Linked DNA regions of Homo sapiens: region 1 is linked to region 2. The links are chromatin loops, found by intact Hi-C in ENCODE. Cell type or tissue: A673. All regions are shown on one strand. Each heading gives the region's core, and the rest is flanking DNA. Links, peaks and the distances in the headings are about the cores only.

What was found. Hi-C counts contacts between places; a loop is a spot of excess contacts. Peaks named below come from ENCODE experiments on the same cell type or tissue, not always from the same donor. Only the 100,000 strongest peaks of a DNase experiment are listed, where the experiment ranks them.
Region 1: it touches region 2 in a loop (4-fold over the local background); 4 of 110 quality-filtered maps call a loop at or near these places.

What each region holds. Positions count from the first base shown.
Region 1 is chr1:190,629,285-190,637,638 of GRCh38, forward strand. The region is part of intron 1 of LINC01720 (long intergenic non-protein coding RNA 1720); the gene reads left to right. Among named protein-coding and RNA genes, the nearest start is that of LINC01720, 8.6 kb to the left of the region's middle. In A673, for the core only: a CTCF peak has its summit at 4,381 (motif pointing right); a DNase peak (open chromatin) is centred at 4,417.
Region 2 is chr1:192,306,503-192,314,856 of GRCh38, forward strand. No RefSeq gene overlaps it. Among named protein-coding and RNA genes, the nearest start is that of RGS21, 6.3 kb to the right of the region's middle. In A673, for the core only: CTCF peaks have their summits at 4,992 (motif pointing left) and 7,116; DNase peaks (open chromatin) are centred at 4,979 and 7,109; H3K27ac peaks cover 3,789 bases.

The sequences.
Region 1 (8,354 bases), core at 121-8,120, 1.7 Mb before region 2:
TATATTCCTGACACCATTGTCTAAAATGAGTTCACTGTAGATGTATGGATTTGTTTCTGGGTATTGTTTCCTGTTGCATTGCTCTATGTGTCTGTTTTTATGCCAGTACCATGCTGTATTGGTTACTATAGCTCCGTAGTGTAATTTGAAGTAAGATAATGTGATTTCTCCAGTTCTGTTGCTTTTGCCCAGTATAACTTTGGTTATTCTGGGTCTTTTATGCTTCCACATAAATTTTACAATGTTATTTCTACTTTATTGAAGAATGTCATTGGTATTCTGATAGGGATTAAAGTGAATCTGTAGATTGCTTGGGTGGTATGGACATTTTTAACAATATTGATTCTTTCAATCCATGAACATAGAATACCTCTCCATTTTTTTGTGTGTGTGTTCACTTTAACTTCTCTCACCAATGTTTCAGTTTTCACTGTAGGAATCTTTAAGTTGTTTGATTAAGTTAATCTCTAGGTATTTAATTGTATTTTCAGATATTATAAATGCTATTACTTTCTTGATTTCCTTCTCAGATTATTTTCTGTTGGCATGTAGAAATGCTACTGACTTTATATGTTAATTTTGTATCCTTCAACCTTACTGAATTTGCTTATCAGTTCTAATAGTTTTTTCGTGGATTATTTAGGTTTTTCCAAGTATAAAATCATGTAATCTGAAAACAAGGATACTTTGATTTTTCCTTTTCAATTGGGATGCCCTTTATCTCTTTCTTTTATGTGATTGCTCTGTCTAGAACTTTCAATGCTATGTTGAATAACAGTGATAAAAGTGGACATCGTTGTCATGTTTCAAATCTTAGAAGAAAGCCTTTCAGTTTTTCCTCATTCAGTATGATACTAGCTTTGGGTCTGTCAGGTATGGCTTTTATTATGCTGATGTATGTTCATTCTTTACCCAGGTTTTTTTACAGTTTTTTTAAATATATATTCTTATTATACTTTAAGTTCTAGAGTTTTTATCATGACAGGGTGTTGAATTTTATCAAATAATTTTTCAACATCAATTAAAATGATCATATTGTTTTCTGTCCTTTATTCTGTTGATATAGTATATCACACTGATTGATACGCCTATGTTGAACCATCCTTGCATCCTTGGGATAATTCCAACTTGGTCATGATGAAGAATCTTTTAATATATTTTTGAATTTTCTTTGCTAGTATTTTGTTAAGGATTTTTGCATAAATGTTCAACAGAGATATTGGCCTGTAGTTTTTTGTTTTATGTGTCTTTGTCTAGTTTTGATATCAGGGTAATACTGGCCTCATAGAATGGGTTTGAAAGTATTCCTTCTGCCTCTGTTTTTTGGAATAGTTTGTGTAGGATTGGCATATGTTATTTAAATATTTGATAAAATTCAGCAGTGAAACCACTGGGTCCTTGACTTTTATTTGCTAGAGTCATTTTATTATGGATTTGATCTCATTACTTGTCATTGGTTTGTTCAGGTTTGAATTTCTTCACAGTTCACTTGTATGTGTCGAGGAATTTATCCATTTCCTCTTTAGAGACTAATATGAGCAACGGTATGCCAATTTATTGGCATATAGTGTAGCCTCTAATGATCACTTGAAATTTTGCACTAACAGCACTAATGTCTCTGTTTTCATCTCTTATGTTATTTATTTGGGTCTTCTCTCTCTCTCTCTCTCTCATTTATTTTCTTCTTAAAAAAAGAGTTTTCAATTAGTCGACCTTTTGTATTTTTCTTTGTTTCAATGTTATTTATGTCCACTTTGTTCTTTATTATTTCTTTTCTTCAACTAGCTTGGCATTTCGTTTGCTCTTGCTTTTCTGGTTCTTTCAGATGAACGTTAGGTTGGCTATTAGGTTTTTTCTTTTTTCTTTTTTTTTTTTTTTTTTTGATGTGGGCACTTATAAACTTCCCTCTTTCTACTGCTTTTGTGGTATCCCATGTATTTTGGTACATGGTGTTTTCATTATAATATTTTTTCAACATTTAAAAAAATGTTATTCTTAATCTGTTCATTGACCCACTGGTCATTTAGGTTTATATCATTTAATTTTCTTGTGTTTTATAGTTTCCAAAATTTTTCTTGTTGTTAATTTCTAGTTTTATTCCATTGTGGTCAAAGAAAATACTTGATGTTATTTCAATATTTTTGAATATTTTAAGACTTGCTTTATGGTTGAACATATCACCTATCATTGAAAATTAGCCATGTGATGAGGAGAAGAATGTTTATTCTGTAGCCATTTGATGAAATATTCTGTAAATATCTACTAAGTCCATTTGGCCTACAGTGCACGTTAAGTCTGATGATTTTCTGTCCAGATGATCTGTCCGATACTGAAAGCGGGATGTTGAAGTCTCCAGATATTATTGTATTTGGGTCTTTCTCTCTCTTTAGCTCTAATGATATTTGCTTTGTATGCCTAGGTGTTCCAAGTGTTGGTTGCACATACATTTACAATTGTTATATCATCTTGTTGTATTGATCCCTTTATCATTATATAATAGCCTTGATAGTTTTTATCTTGAAATCTATATTGTTCATTATAAGCATAGCTATTCCTGCTCCTTTTTGGTTTCTAATTGCATAGAATATCTTTTTTTCCATCCCATTATTTTCAGTCTGTGTGTCCTTACAGGTGAAGTGTGTTTCTTGAGGCAACAGATAAATGGTTCTTTTTTCGTTGTTGTGGTTCATTTTGCCACCCACTCTATGTCTTTTGATTGGAGGATTCAATCCATTTAAATTCAATGTTACTTTGGATAAGTAAGGACTTACTCCTTTTATTTTCTTCTTTGCTTTCTGGTTGTTTTCTGGTCTTCTTTCTCTCCCTTATTTTCTTCCTTCCTGTCTTTCTTTTAGTAAAGGTAATTTTTTTTCAGGTGTTATGTTTTAATTTATTTATATTATTTTTTGTATCCGTTGTATGTTTTTTTCTTTATTTGAGGTCACCATGAGGCTTGCAAATACTATTTTATAACCCATTATTCAAACTGATGACAAGTCAACACTGATTGCATAAATAAACAAACAAGCAAAATGAAAGCAAATAAAAACTCCATATTTTAAACTCATCTCCCCGCATTTTAGCATTTTGTTGTTTCTTTTTATGTCTTACTGTGCTGTCTTAAAAAGTTGTTGTATTAATAGTTAATGTTTTTGATTGGTTTATCTTTCATCTTCCTACTCAAGATATGAGTGATTTAAACACCACAATTACTGTATTATAATTTTCTGTATTTTTATCTGCACTTACTATTACCCATGACTTTTATACCTTTAAATAATTTCTTATTGCTCCATCTTGTCTTTCAGACTGAAGAACTCCCTTTAGCATTGTTTTGTAGGACAGGCCTGGTGTTTATGAAATCCCTCAGCTTTTGTTTGTCTGTGAAAGTCTTCATTTCTCCTTCATGTTTGAAGAATTTTTTTTGCCAGATATTCTATTGTAAGGTAAATGGATTATTTTTTCCTTCAGCACTTTAAATGTGTCATGTCACTCTCTTCTGGTCTGTAAAGTTTCCACTGAAAAGTTTCCTGCCAGAAGTACTGGAGCTCCATTCTATATTATTTGTTTTGTTTTGTTTTGTTTCCTTTTGTTGCTTTTAGGATCCTTTCTTTATCTTTGATTTTTGGGAGTTTGATTATTAAATGCCTTGACATAGTCTTCTTTGGGTTAAATCTGCTTGGTGTTCTATAATCTTCTCTTACTTCAATATTGATATTTTTCTCTAGTTTTGGGAAGTTTTATGTTATTATTCCTTTGACTAATCTTTCTACCACCGTTTCTTTCTCTACCTCCACTTTAAGGTCAATAACTACTACATTTGCCCTTTTAAGGCTACGTTTTTAAATCCTGTAGGTGTACTTCATTGTTTCTTGTTCTTTTTTTTTTTTTTTTGTCTCCTTTGATTGTGTATGTTCATAGAGATTGTCTTTAAATTGACTAATTCTTCCTCCTGCTTGATCAATTCTCCTATTAAGAGACCCTGTATGTTCATCACATTTCTCGACTCCAGAATTTCCACTTGACTCTTTCTAATTATTTAAATCCCTTTGTTAAATTTATCAGATAAAATTCTCAATTCCTCCTCTGTGTTTTCTTGAATTTCTTTGCATTTCCTCAAAACAGCTATTTGAATTATCTATCTGAAAGGTAACATATCTCTGCTTTCCGGGATTGGTCCGTTGTGCCTTATTTAATTCATTTGGTAAGATTATCTTTTTCTGGATGGTGTTCATGGTTGTGGATTTTTGCTGGTGGCTGGGTATTGAAGAGTTAGGCATTTACTGTAGTCTTCACAGTCTTGGCTTGTTTGTACCCTTCCTTCTTAGGAAGGCTTTGCAGGTATTTGAAGGGACTTGGGTGTTGTGATCTAAGTTTTTGGTCACTGCAGCTGTATCTACAGTAGAGGGCACCTCAAGCCCATTAATGTAGTTCTTGCAGACTTGTAGAGGTACTACCTTGGTGGTCTTGGATACAATCTGGCAGAATTCTCTGGATAACCAGGCAGAGGCTCTTGTTCTATTTCCTTACTTTCTCCCCCTAAATGGAAACTCTCTCTGTGTGTGCCAACCTGCCTGGAGCTGGGTGTGGGGTGACAAAATTACCCCTGTGACCACCACCACTAGGACTGTGCTGGGTCAGACCTGAGGTCAGTAAAGCACTGAGTCTCGCCCAAAGCCCGTTGTAACCACCGTTTGGCTACTAGCTGTGTTTGCTGAAGACCCTAGGGCTGTATGATCAGCTGGTAGCAAAAGCTATTCAGAAGTCTTTATGTCCTTCCCTCATGGCAGAAAGTGCCATGGACTTGGGGTCCTGGGCAAATCCAGAGATGCTCTCTGAGAGCCAGTACCTGAAGTCAGATACCCAAAAAAAACACATGATGTGTTATTTCACTGCAGCTAAGCTGACATCAAAATCACAAGACAAAGTTCTTCCAACTCTTCTCTCCCATTTCCTCAGGCAGTGAAGTCTCCGCTTGTGTCTATCACCACTTCAGGCCCATGTGGACTACTGCCAAGGTACTGCTGATGTTTGCTTAGGGCCCAAGGTCTCTTCAGTCAGGTTGTGGTGAATGTTGCTAGGCCTGCTATCACTGGGCAGAACTCAACCTGTGTTCACAGAGGAAGCATTTATGCCAGCCCTAACCAGCGAGGACTCACCTATCCCAGTGGTTGGAACTTAAGTTTTAGCAAACCTCATTTCCATGAGCTACAGTGCTCTGGGGTTCTAAATAAACTTGAAAGGCTCTCTAGGCCACAAGGACTGCAACTCCTAGGCAAGTTCTAGTGCCGTATTGGGCTTGGAGCCAGTAAACTTGTGGGGCATGTGACCCAGTGACACATTCACTCTTTGGGGCAGTAGGCTAGTCTCTGGCCCAGAGTAGGTTCAGAAATGCTGTCCAAGAGCCAAGGCCTGGAATTGGAGGCCCCAAGAGCCCACTTAGTATTATTTCTCACTGTGGCCAAGCTGGCACCTAAACTGTAAGACAAAGTTCCCTTTATTCTTCCCTCTTATTTTCTCAAGAAGGAGGGGTCTTTCCTAACAGCCACCACAGCTGTGAATATGCTGGGTCACACTTGAAGCCTACACACCTCCGAGTCTCACCCAAGACCCATGGTTTGTACTAACTAATTACAACTGCTGATTATTCAAGACCCAAGAACTCTTCAGTCAGGTGATAAATCCCACCAAGACTGAGTCCTTCCTTTCAAGGCAGTTATGTCCCTTCTGGCTCAGAATGTATCTAGAAACATCATTTGGGAGCTAGAACATGAAATGGGGTCCTAACAACTCTTCCCAGTGCCCTATACTACTGTGGCTGAAGTAATATCCAAGTTGCAAAACAAAGTCCTCTTTACTCTACCTTCTCCTCTCCTCAAGCAGAAGGAAGGGCTGTATTTCAGAGCTGTGTTCTGATTTGCCAGGGTTGGGGGAGTAGTGGTGCAAGCCCTTTTTAAACTGTCACTGCTCACATCTCACTGGGTCACATGCCCCACAAGTTCACCGGCTCCACGCCCAGTATGACACTATGACTTGTCTAGGAATTGCAGTCCTTGTGGCCTAGACAGCCTTTCAAGCTTATTTAGAATCCCAGAGCACTGTAGCTCATGGCAACGAGGTTTGCCAAAACTTACGTTCCAGTTTCTTGGATAGGTTGATCCTCTCTGGTTAGAGCTGGCATAAATGCTCCCTCTGTGGGCTCCCTCCAAATTTTGCCCCATGATAATAGCACTGAGTTCCCGCAATTGCTGAACTCTTTGTCGCCTAAGTGCACAGATTCTGTCTGCATGCTACTGGGCCACTGCTAGAGGATGAGGAAGTTGTGATGTAAGTGCTTCAAGACTGTTTTTCCTACCCTCTTCAGTGCCATGTCCAGCAGTGTGAAGTTAAAACCAGGTATTCTGATTGCTCACCTGATTTTTGGTTCTTATGAAGGTGCTATTTTGTGTAGATAGCTGTCAAATTTGATGTTCCTATGGGGAAGACAATTGGTGGATGCCTCTATTTGGCCACCTTTCTCCCTCCCCTCCGTCTCTATCATATTCTTTCAGTATCTGAAATAAAAATACTTGCTGATATATAGTTAGAAGACACATTCTGTTTCTCTGCCAGTGTAAATGGTCTGCTTTATTTTCTAGTCCATCATTTGTAATTTTCTGAGACAGGAATTAGAATAATTTCCTTTGCATACACAGTCATAAATTAGAAATTATACAAATGATTTTCATTTATTTTACTTTTAAATATTTGTTTTACATGTGTTTAACAAGAGGAGAAAATGTTCTTATACACAGATGCATGGCAAGGCATATGTCAGAAGATCTAAAAGTATTTTATTTTTATGGTTTAATACAAATATTTTAAAATGTCTTTGTTAGACATTTCATGTTTGAAAGAAATCCACTAGTTTTGCAGATCCCTTTTACTAACTATAAAATAATCAGAACAGAAAAGTAAACTTTTTTCTCAATATTTTATTTGAAATTTATAATAAATATGAAACTGCTCTTAGTAATTCTAATTAATGTATCTTTCTATTGGTTATATCATAAACCATATATTTGCAAACAATACCACTTCAAACTCAACTTAATCACACTCCATAATAATTACCATAGACAATAGTCATTTTAATATTCTACTAGAACTGTATTATCATTTGCACAACCTACTCACATAATAATTATTTGAAAGTAAATAACTATGAAATTCTAAAACATCTTCAATGACCTTAATTATTTTATTACAAGTTATAATCTTATGATACAAAGATCTAATGGTTTACCTTTGCCTTACTCATGAAAATAATGAAACAAACTATTTTTATTATACATATGAAAGTATTAATTTGATATTTAAAATAAAATCTAATGGTTTACCTTTGCCTTACTCATGAAAATAATTAAACAAACTATTTTGATTATACATATTAAAGTATTAATTTGATATTTAAAATACATCTAATATTAATATATTATGCAGTATGTCCATTTTTTTTAAATGCTACTATATGTGATATTTGCCTCAGAGGTAAAGAATAGAACATATTAAATTAATGTCTTGACCCATAATTTATCACAAACTCCATATGTCAAGTATATAGTGTACCTTATTTTTATTAAGTCAAAATTGATTTAATTGAACTATGTCTTTTTATTTGTAGCCAATTATCATTCAGTCAAATAATTTTGCTTAAAAATTACTAGTATAACTACTCGGGTATATAAGAATTAATTTTCTTTACATCAAGAGTAAGGCTTGTCAATATGAGTTGGAAGCACGGATAGGCTTCTTAATAATTTTTAACACAGATTTGAGTCAATTGACCAGTATAACACTTTCCTGTATTCAAACCTTTAGTTTACCTGTGGCATTTCTATACATAAAAAGGTCTTACCAGGATTCTTAATGGCAAAACTTCATCCATTGTCTTATCAATTCATATGATCAAATTTGACCTTGCTTCTTTGTTTATTTCAGAATAGTATTTGTTCTTTACTTAAAATGACTTAATCTAAATTATATGTTAAGTGATTATAAAGGAAGAAATCTGATTCCATTTTGGGTTTCTTTCTTGTCCTGTCATCTACAGGCATAGTGAAAGTCTTACAAGCTTAATAACTTAAATATTCTCCACTAAATACCTTATTTCTCTCCAAATCATTAGTTCTCCTTTCTGTGGATGTGTAGTTCTCTTTTCAAGAAGAAAGCGTGAAATCTTCCTGAAGATAAACTTGTTTTGTAGTGTTAATAAAATTCTGGTCTAAGTGCCAGTACATTATGAAATCCAGATTTCTGATCTGTGTTTTTTTTCAAAACAAATAATTGTTTTACTAAAATTCAGTCTGGTCTGA
Region 2 (8,354 bases), core at 62-8,061:
CTGCAGACTACAGGTGAAAGAAATGATTTACATTCATTCAAGTTTGAAAAACAAATGAAAAAGAGAAGATGTGATTTTTGGCTAAGCTTAAATTGTGTACTTATTTTCCTCCCATTATTTTAGCCACATAACTTAAACAAATGATATATTAAAAAAATAAAAACTGGGAGAAGATGAACTGAATGTAGTCCATGTAGCCGTGTGTGTCATTAAGTGAATGTCATATTAGAGCAAAATAAACAAGGAAAAAAGGACAATAAGAATCTCACTTTAAAGTGTTTTCCTCATAAGGAAGTTTCTATTATTATTTAATGCTATGTTGTGCACTTGTTACACAAAATATAAGCAATCAGTAAGTATTTGTGGTATTAAGTAATACTTTTTTACAATATATTGTTGACAAGACAGAGGGAGTGATATATTTTCGACTAGAGAAATATTACTTTCAGGGAATTTGGCTATTTCAGTTGTTTTTCATGATAGGATTCAGATATCTACAAGAAACTGAATATAAAGAATTATCACCAGGAAGCATTTAAACACATAGGAAATATGATTCTTGATTTGATTTGTTTGGTTGTATATGTATATGGTACAGGGTACATGTAAATGTATATGGTACAAACACAGGCATTATATTGTTTTAATGACCCTTACATTTTTTGAAAAAGAGAAAAAAATAGAGTAAGATTCTCTCAGAATTAAGAGCTACTAAAAAGTTTGATCTGTATTCTAATATGCCTTATTATATCAGGTAAAAAACAAAATAAACTAAAAAGAAACAAACAAACCTGTATTCCATTGTGTTTCTCTCATAATGTTCTTTCAAAAATTTTAGAGCTTAGTTTTGTGCTTTAAATGGCTGTGTTTAGTGCAGCATCTCGAATAGAATAATCTCACTTCTGCCTTCATCACCACAGTCCTGTTCTTTCACCCACATAATATGATATAGACACTGGTTAAAAATGTAAATGAGTGAATGAGGAAAGCCTTCTGCCTACCTTGCAAAGAGTCTCAAGGAATCTTTTACTTGGAATAGTCAAGTGTTTATGAAGTGATAGAAAATGTATTAGTGTTATTCTGTTAACAATTATGAAAAGAGTAATCAGTTCGATTTCCAACTAAATATTTACTGAAGTGTAGCACATATACAGAAAGGTAGGCAAATTGCAATAATTTTATAAAGTACACATTCCTGTGTAAAACCATCCAGATCAAGGAAGAGAAAATTACCATCTTTCTAGAAGCCTCCCTCATGAACTCCTTCAGTCAATACCTCTCCTAAAGGTATTGCTGTTTCTGCCTCCATAGACTAGTTTTGACTGCTTTTGAACTTTATATAAATAAAATTAAATTATAATATTTACTTGTTTAGTTTCTTTTTGTATATGTATTTTGACACAGTGTGTTGCTGTCGCTCAGGCTGCAGTGAAGTGGTGCCTATCAGGGAAACCTGCCCCCAATATTTCAACATAGGTTCTTGCTATTTTCCCTAAGTGTTGGCTGGTCCATGAAATAAAAAGAAAGAGTACAAAGAGAGGAATTTTACAGCTGGGCCACCAGGGGTGACATCACTTATCGGTAGGACAGTGATGCCCACCTAAGCCACAAAACCAGCAGGATTTATTAAGGACTTCAAAAGGGGAGGGGGTGTATGAACCAGGGAGTAGGTCACAAAGATCACATGCTTCAAAGGGCAAAAAGGAGAACAAAGATCACATGCTTCTGAGGCCAATAAAGATCACAAGGAAAAGGGCAAAGCAAAGATCACAAGGTAAAGGGGAAAATCAAAAACTCCTGATAAGGGTCTATGTTCAGCTGTGCATGTATTGTCTTGATAAACATCTTAAACAACAGAAAACAGGGTTCAAGAGCAGAGAACCTCTCTGACCTCAAATTTACCAGGAAGTGGTTTTTTCCTCACCCTAATAAGCCTGAGGGTACTGCAGGAGACCAGGGTGTATTTCAGTCCTTATCTCAACCGCATAAGACAGACACTCCCAGAGCAGCCATTTATAGACCTCCCCCTAGGAATGCAATTCCTTTCCCAGGGTCTTAATTATTAATATTCTTTGCTAGGAAAAGAATTTATTGATATCTTCCCTACTTGCATGTCTGTTTATAGGCTTTCTGCAAGGAGAAAAATATGGCTCTATTCTGCCCGACCCCACAGGCAGTCAGACCTTATGGTTGTCTTTCCTTGTTCCCTAAAATCGCTGTTATTCTGTTCTTTTTCAAGGTGCACTGATTTCATATTGTTCAAACACACGTTTTACAATCAATTTGTACAGTTAGATACAATTATCACAGTGGTCCTGAGGTGACCTACATCCTCAGCTTACAAAGATAACAGGATTAAGAGATTAAAATAAGACAGGCATGGCCGGGGGTGGTGGCTCATGCCTGTAATCCCAGTGCTTTGGGAGGCCAAGGCGGGCAGATCACGAGGTCAGGAGATCGAGACCACCCTGGCTAACACAGTGAAATCCCATCTCTACTAAAAATACAAAAAAATCAGCCAGGCACAGTGGTGGGTGCCTGTAGTCCCAGCTACTTGGGAGGCTGAGGAACCCAGGAGGCCGAGCTTGCAGTGAGCCGAGATAGTGCCACTGCACTCTGGCCTGGGCAAAAGAGCGAGACTCCATCTTAAAAATAAAAAATAAAAAAATAAGATAGGCATAAGAAATTATAAGAGTATTATTTGGGAAGTGATAAATGTCCATGAAATCTTCACAGTTTATCTTCCTCTGCCACAGCTCCAGCCAGTCCCTCCTTTCGGGGTCCCTGACTTCCCACAACAGGTGCCATCATGACTCATTGCAACCTGTACCTCGTGGGTTCAAGCAATTCTCCTGCCTCAGCCTCTGGAGTACCTGGGACTACAGGTGCGCACCACCACGGCCTGGCTTTTATTTTCTTTCTTTCTTTTTTTTTTTTTGGAGAGACAGTGTTTCATCATACTGACCAGACTGGTGTCGAACTCCTGGCCTCAAGCAATCCTCCCACGTTGGCATCCCAAGGTGCTGGGTTTACAGGCATCAGCCACCGCACCCAGCCTCAATATAATCTGTAATGCATTCATGTTGTTGCATGTAGCAAGAGGTCATTCTTTTTCATTGCTGTATTCTTTGTATGACTATTCTACAATGTATTAATTCTTTCTTTCATAAATTCACATTTGGATTGTTTCTAGTATAGTGTTTTTACAAATAACACTGTAGATGAAATTCTGATGCATATCTTTTTTTATACATGTGTATATGCAATTGTTCTGGATAGATACCTAGGAAAGAAATTACCGGGTCATAAGGTTTGCAGATGTTCAGCTTTAAAAGATACTTCCAACCAGTTTTGCAAGATGGTTGTAACAATGCACACTTCCATCAAATCTGTGTGAGGGTTCCTGTTGCTCCACAGTCTTGTTTTTAAATTTTAGACATTATTGTGGGTATATAGTGATTTCATTTTTATTTCTCTAATGACCAATATTGGTGAGCATTTTTTCATATGTTTACTGACTATTTAATATATTCCCTATATATGCTGCATGCACAACTTCGGTCAGATTAAGTATTGCAAATATTTTCTCCAACTCTGTGTCTTGTATGTCCTTTCACCCAATTAGTTTTATTTTATTTATTTATTTATTTATTTGAGACAGAATCTTTCTCTGTTGCCCAGGCTGGAGTGCAGTGACATGACCTCGGCTCATTGCAAGCTCAGTCTCTCAGGCTCGAGTGAAACTTCCACTACAGCCTCCTGAGTAGCTGGGACTACAGGTGCTTGCCACCACACTGGAGTAATTTTTAAATTGTTGTAGAGATGGTATTTCACTTTGTTGCCCAGGCTAGTCTCAAACTCCTGGGTCAATGCAATCCTCCCACCTTGGCCTCCCAAAGTGCTGGGATCACCACACCCAGTTGAATTTATTTTTTTCAATTACTTTATACATAGAAAAAGAGAAAAAAAAACCTTCTTTACATGGCAACAGATAGCCATAGTAAAAAAAAAAAAGAAGATATCTTAAATTAATGATCTCTAGTAGGAGCTCAATAAATATATGTTGAATTAATCAATAAATGATGGCACACATTTTAGTTCTGTTCAATAAAACCCTTATCAAAATATTTTGCCTCATTATTTTGTCCAACATAGTAACAGCAATTTTCTAGAAAAAATAATCATGATCAGGAGAATTTTTAAATACCTCAGAGGCCTCTGAATTTCCCACTGACCAAAGAAGAGAAACATGATATCATTCTTGAAATTTTTAAACACCTGTTGGCAGGTATTTTTGAAACTATAAATCCATGTAAATATAACATATATTGTTTATTTTTAACATTAATTTTAATTCTGAAAGATACAATTAAGGAATTAAACATTGATAAAAATTATTAAGTAGTAGAACAAAAAATGGAAAACGATTGTATTTCATTGGAGGTACTTAGGACTTTGGAACGAGAATATTTACGTTAAAATCAATGTTCACAATCATTCTTAAAAGATATAAGATGATGACTACTCAATTACCATTTATAATTTAAAAAATAAAACTCTTTTCAAACTGCCTGGGAATTGTACTGGATTAAACTAAATTGATTGAAACCTGGATAAAAATCTCCATAGCAAGCATGAATGTGAATAAAACACTGTATGTACGAACAATTTCTTTTGCACTTTGAAAATTGCATGGTTGGAGGAATATACATAAATCTGTATAAACAAAGCAACCATTTAAAAAAGTCATTTTAATTTGAATACTTCTTATAGCCCTTAAATTTCAATAGTTTCAGTATATTAGGGAATCTATTAACATTTCGTCTTGTCAACTCTATCATGTCATAATATATGTTACTTCTCAAGGTAAAATAATAAAAAGGATCATTTAAGAAATGAGACACTCCTTAAAGACTAGCCTTTTAAGAGTGGCATAAAATAAGTGTATCTGCAATAATTTCACTCATATGGTCAACCACTGACATCTATTGGCAAAAGTAGGCAGGCAGGGTTTGGTTAACTTATGAAAGCAGATAAGTTTTTTTTTTTTGATTTTTTGTGGGAACATAGTAGATGTATATATTTATAGAATACATGAGATATTTTGATACAGGCATAGTTTCATTTTTTCATGAATATCCACAGGCTTTTCATTCCCCTATGCCATCCTTTCTCCCTAACTTCCCTCTCCCACTGAGTACTGCTTCCTTGACTTTTTATTTAGTGACCTCTCTCCAGTATTTTAATACTTCTAGACAATAATGCATTATCAAGGTGCCATTACATTAGCCAGCTTCTGGGGGTAACATATTTCATTTATACATTTAATAAATATTTTTAAGAATCTCTACATGCTGTAAACTGTTTTAGGTGCTATGATACAAAAGTAAACAATACAAACAAAAATCTAAGCTTACCTGGAGTTTTCCATTCAAGTAGTCAAGTAGTAAGAGAGAAAATAAACAGAAAAACAAAATAAATGGTATAGTATACCAGTTGGTAATAAGTGCTATTATATGTTATGGATAAAATAAACTAGGGAAGGGGGAAGAAACAATTAGGAAGGAGAAGCTGCAGTGTGTTAGCCATGTTAAGTGTACTGGTCAGAGAAGCCTTCATTTGACATTTAAGTAAATCAGGTGCAGTAGTAAGCCATGGGAATAGCTAACTGGGGAAGGAACACTCAGAAAGAAGGAAAAGCAAGTGTAAAGATGCTTAGGAATAAGGGTGCTTGGACAGGTAGGAAGGCAGCAAGTAGACCAATGTGACAAGAGTGGAGCAAGCAAATAGTTGTGTAATGGGAAACCGTATCAGCGAGGTGGATGGGGACATATTCTGTAGGGATGCTCAGGCCACTCCAGGACATGTTGTTTTTTGTTTTTTGTTTTTTGTTTTTTTTTTTTAGATGGAGTCTCACTCTGCTGCCCAGGCTGGAGTGCAGTGGCATGATCTCGGGTCACTGCAACCTCCACCTCACAGGTTCAAGCAATTGTCCTGCCTCAGTAGCTGGTGGCTGGGATTACAGGTGCCCGCCACTACACTCGGCTAATTTTTTTTTGCATTTTTAGTAGAGAAAGGGTTTCACCATGTTGGCCAGGCTGGTCTCAAACTCCTGACCTCAAGTGATCCACCCGCCTCGGCCTCCCAAAGTGCTGGGATTACCGGTGTGAGCCCGTGCCCAGCTGACACGGCTTTAACTCTGAGCAAGATGTAAAGCCAGGGGAAGGTGTGAGTTGAGGAGTGATATGATCTGACTTGCATTTTAAAAGTACCCCCCAATTGGCCACACTGAGAATACACTGCAGGATTAAAACCCAAAAAGCACAGAGGTAGCTCAGAGACAACTGTAGTAATCCAGGGAAGAGGCAGTTTAGACTTGAATCAATATAATGAAGATAGAGGTGAGTGCGTAAAGACATGATTATATTTTGAAAGTAGAATCAAATAGGTTTGATAAGTGAATGGAAGGGGGAAATGAAAGAAAAAGAAGGGGAAAAGAAAAAGACTGTTAACAAAGCCAAAATTATGTCCTCTCTGCAAGTAAAGATAAACCATAATGGGAAAGCCTGAGATTATTCTTTACTTTTTTGCACTTACATATGTGATAAGTTAATATAATAAAAGAATCTTGTAACATTCTGAACTCAAAGACACTGAATTACTCTTTCATAAGATTTTTAGGGCCATGGGTGTTACAAATGGAAAAGTCCATTATCTTTTCAAGTATATTTCAGATACATTACAAAACACACGATTTGAATTTATTGTAACACTATAGTATTGAATTGTTTCCCATGAGCATTTGATAAATATGTTTTCCAAAGCCTCTTCCTCAAGTCATAAGACATTAATTATTAGATCCCCATTTAACTATAAAATTCTAATTGATAAGACTACTTAGAAAAAATATGATATGACATTCTAATTAGAGCATCAATAATATATCCAGATTTAAATCACTAAGGAGGTATAGACCTTCAATAACATATTTCAATACTGTTTGTAATTTGGATGCTTGATTTATTTCAAAAGTGTCTGTTGGCTAAGTTAACTGATAGCTACCTCTGCATCAGTTATGAAATCCGGACATGCAATCAGCAGCTCCACATGAGACACTCTGGGTGGCACACTCTAATTTCCTTGTATTTCCTCCAACTCTTTTTATATATCTAAAATTGGCCATATATCTTCTGGCAAGCTATTGCTTTATCTACCATATACAGAACTTCTTAGAACAGTTCTAAATTCTATCCTTCAAAACATTTTCTTGAACTTCTTGGCAAAATAATTTTTATTCAAAAATCTATCTCTTTACTGTTTTTATTATACCTTTTCTTTTATGATATTGTTTCCTTAGACAATCCAAATTCATTCTTTCCTCACCCCAACCACTATATTCACTTTAACTTTATGTGCTTAAATTATTCAATTCTAAGTGAAGCTATCTTAGAAATCAATAAACTTAGTTTACAGAGTATTTCCAATGCAAATAATTGTTTAAAACTGTAGTGTATATGTGCATGTGTGTGTAGTCTTGTAAGAAGCATTCAAATTTTATTTTTCGTTTCTTGTTTCTGACCTTCCATTTCCAATATCTTTTGCCTCTCACTGGATTGTGAATGTGCCCTTTCCCTACATCTGAAAATCTTTCAACCTTCACCATTCATTCTAAGAATCAGCAATATGTTACGTTTTTATAGAACCTTTCTTCCAGGGAACAGAGAGTGTTTCACATATATTACCACATTCATCCTTAAAATTTCTCTCACAACACCCATAGCCCTGCTTAAACTATGATTCAGTTGAAACCTCAATCTGTATCTTTAGTTCTTTCTTCCTTGACTGCCTTTCCTATAAACTCTGTAAATCACATTTTTAGAATCCTGCATCTGTAGAAAATATGCATAATTCTATCACTCAGGTGACCTTTCTTTCTAACCCTGTGCTCAGAATTCACCATTTCTATTTCAAAACTTTGCCACAGGCCAGCTAGTAGGCTTTAGGTTACTAAGGTCTTACTACTTCTCTCTGTAACTTCACTTTTTCTTTGTAATAGTGAAATAATCTGACTTGATTATCATACTGTGATTACCTCCTTTTTTTAACTACGTCACTTAAATTTGCTCTAAACTACATTTGTGTCCCTTTTACACTTGACCTTAGCCAAAAGGCTGAGAAGTGATTGTGTATTTTAAATGTATTTTCTTTTTTCAATAATGATTAAAAATCATCTTCTAAATTTTATTTTTATGGTCATATGAAATTTAAGTATTAAAATAGTTTCCTTAGCAGTAATAGCTAACATGTGTTAATGTTTACCATGTAGTGATCACTTTGATAAATGCTTAGATGGT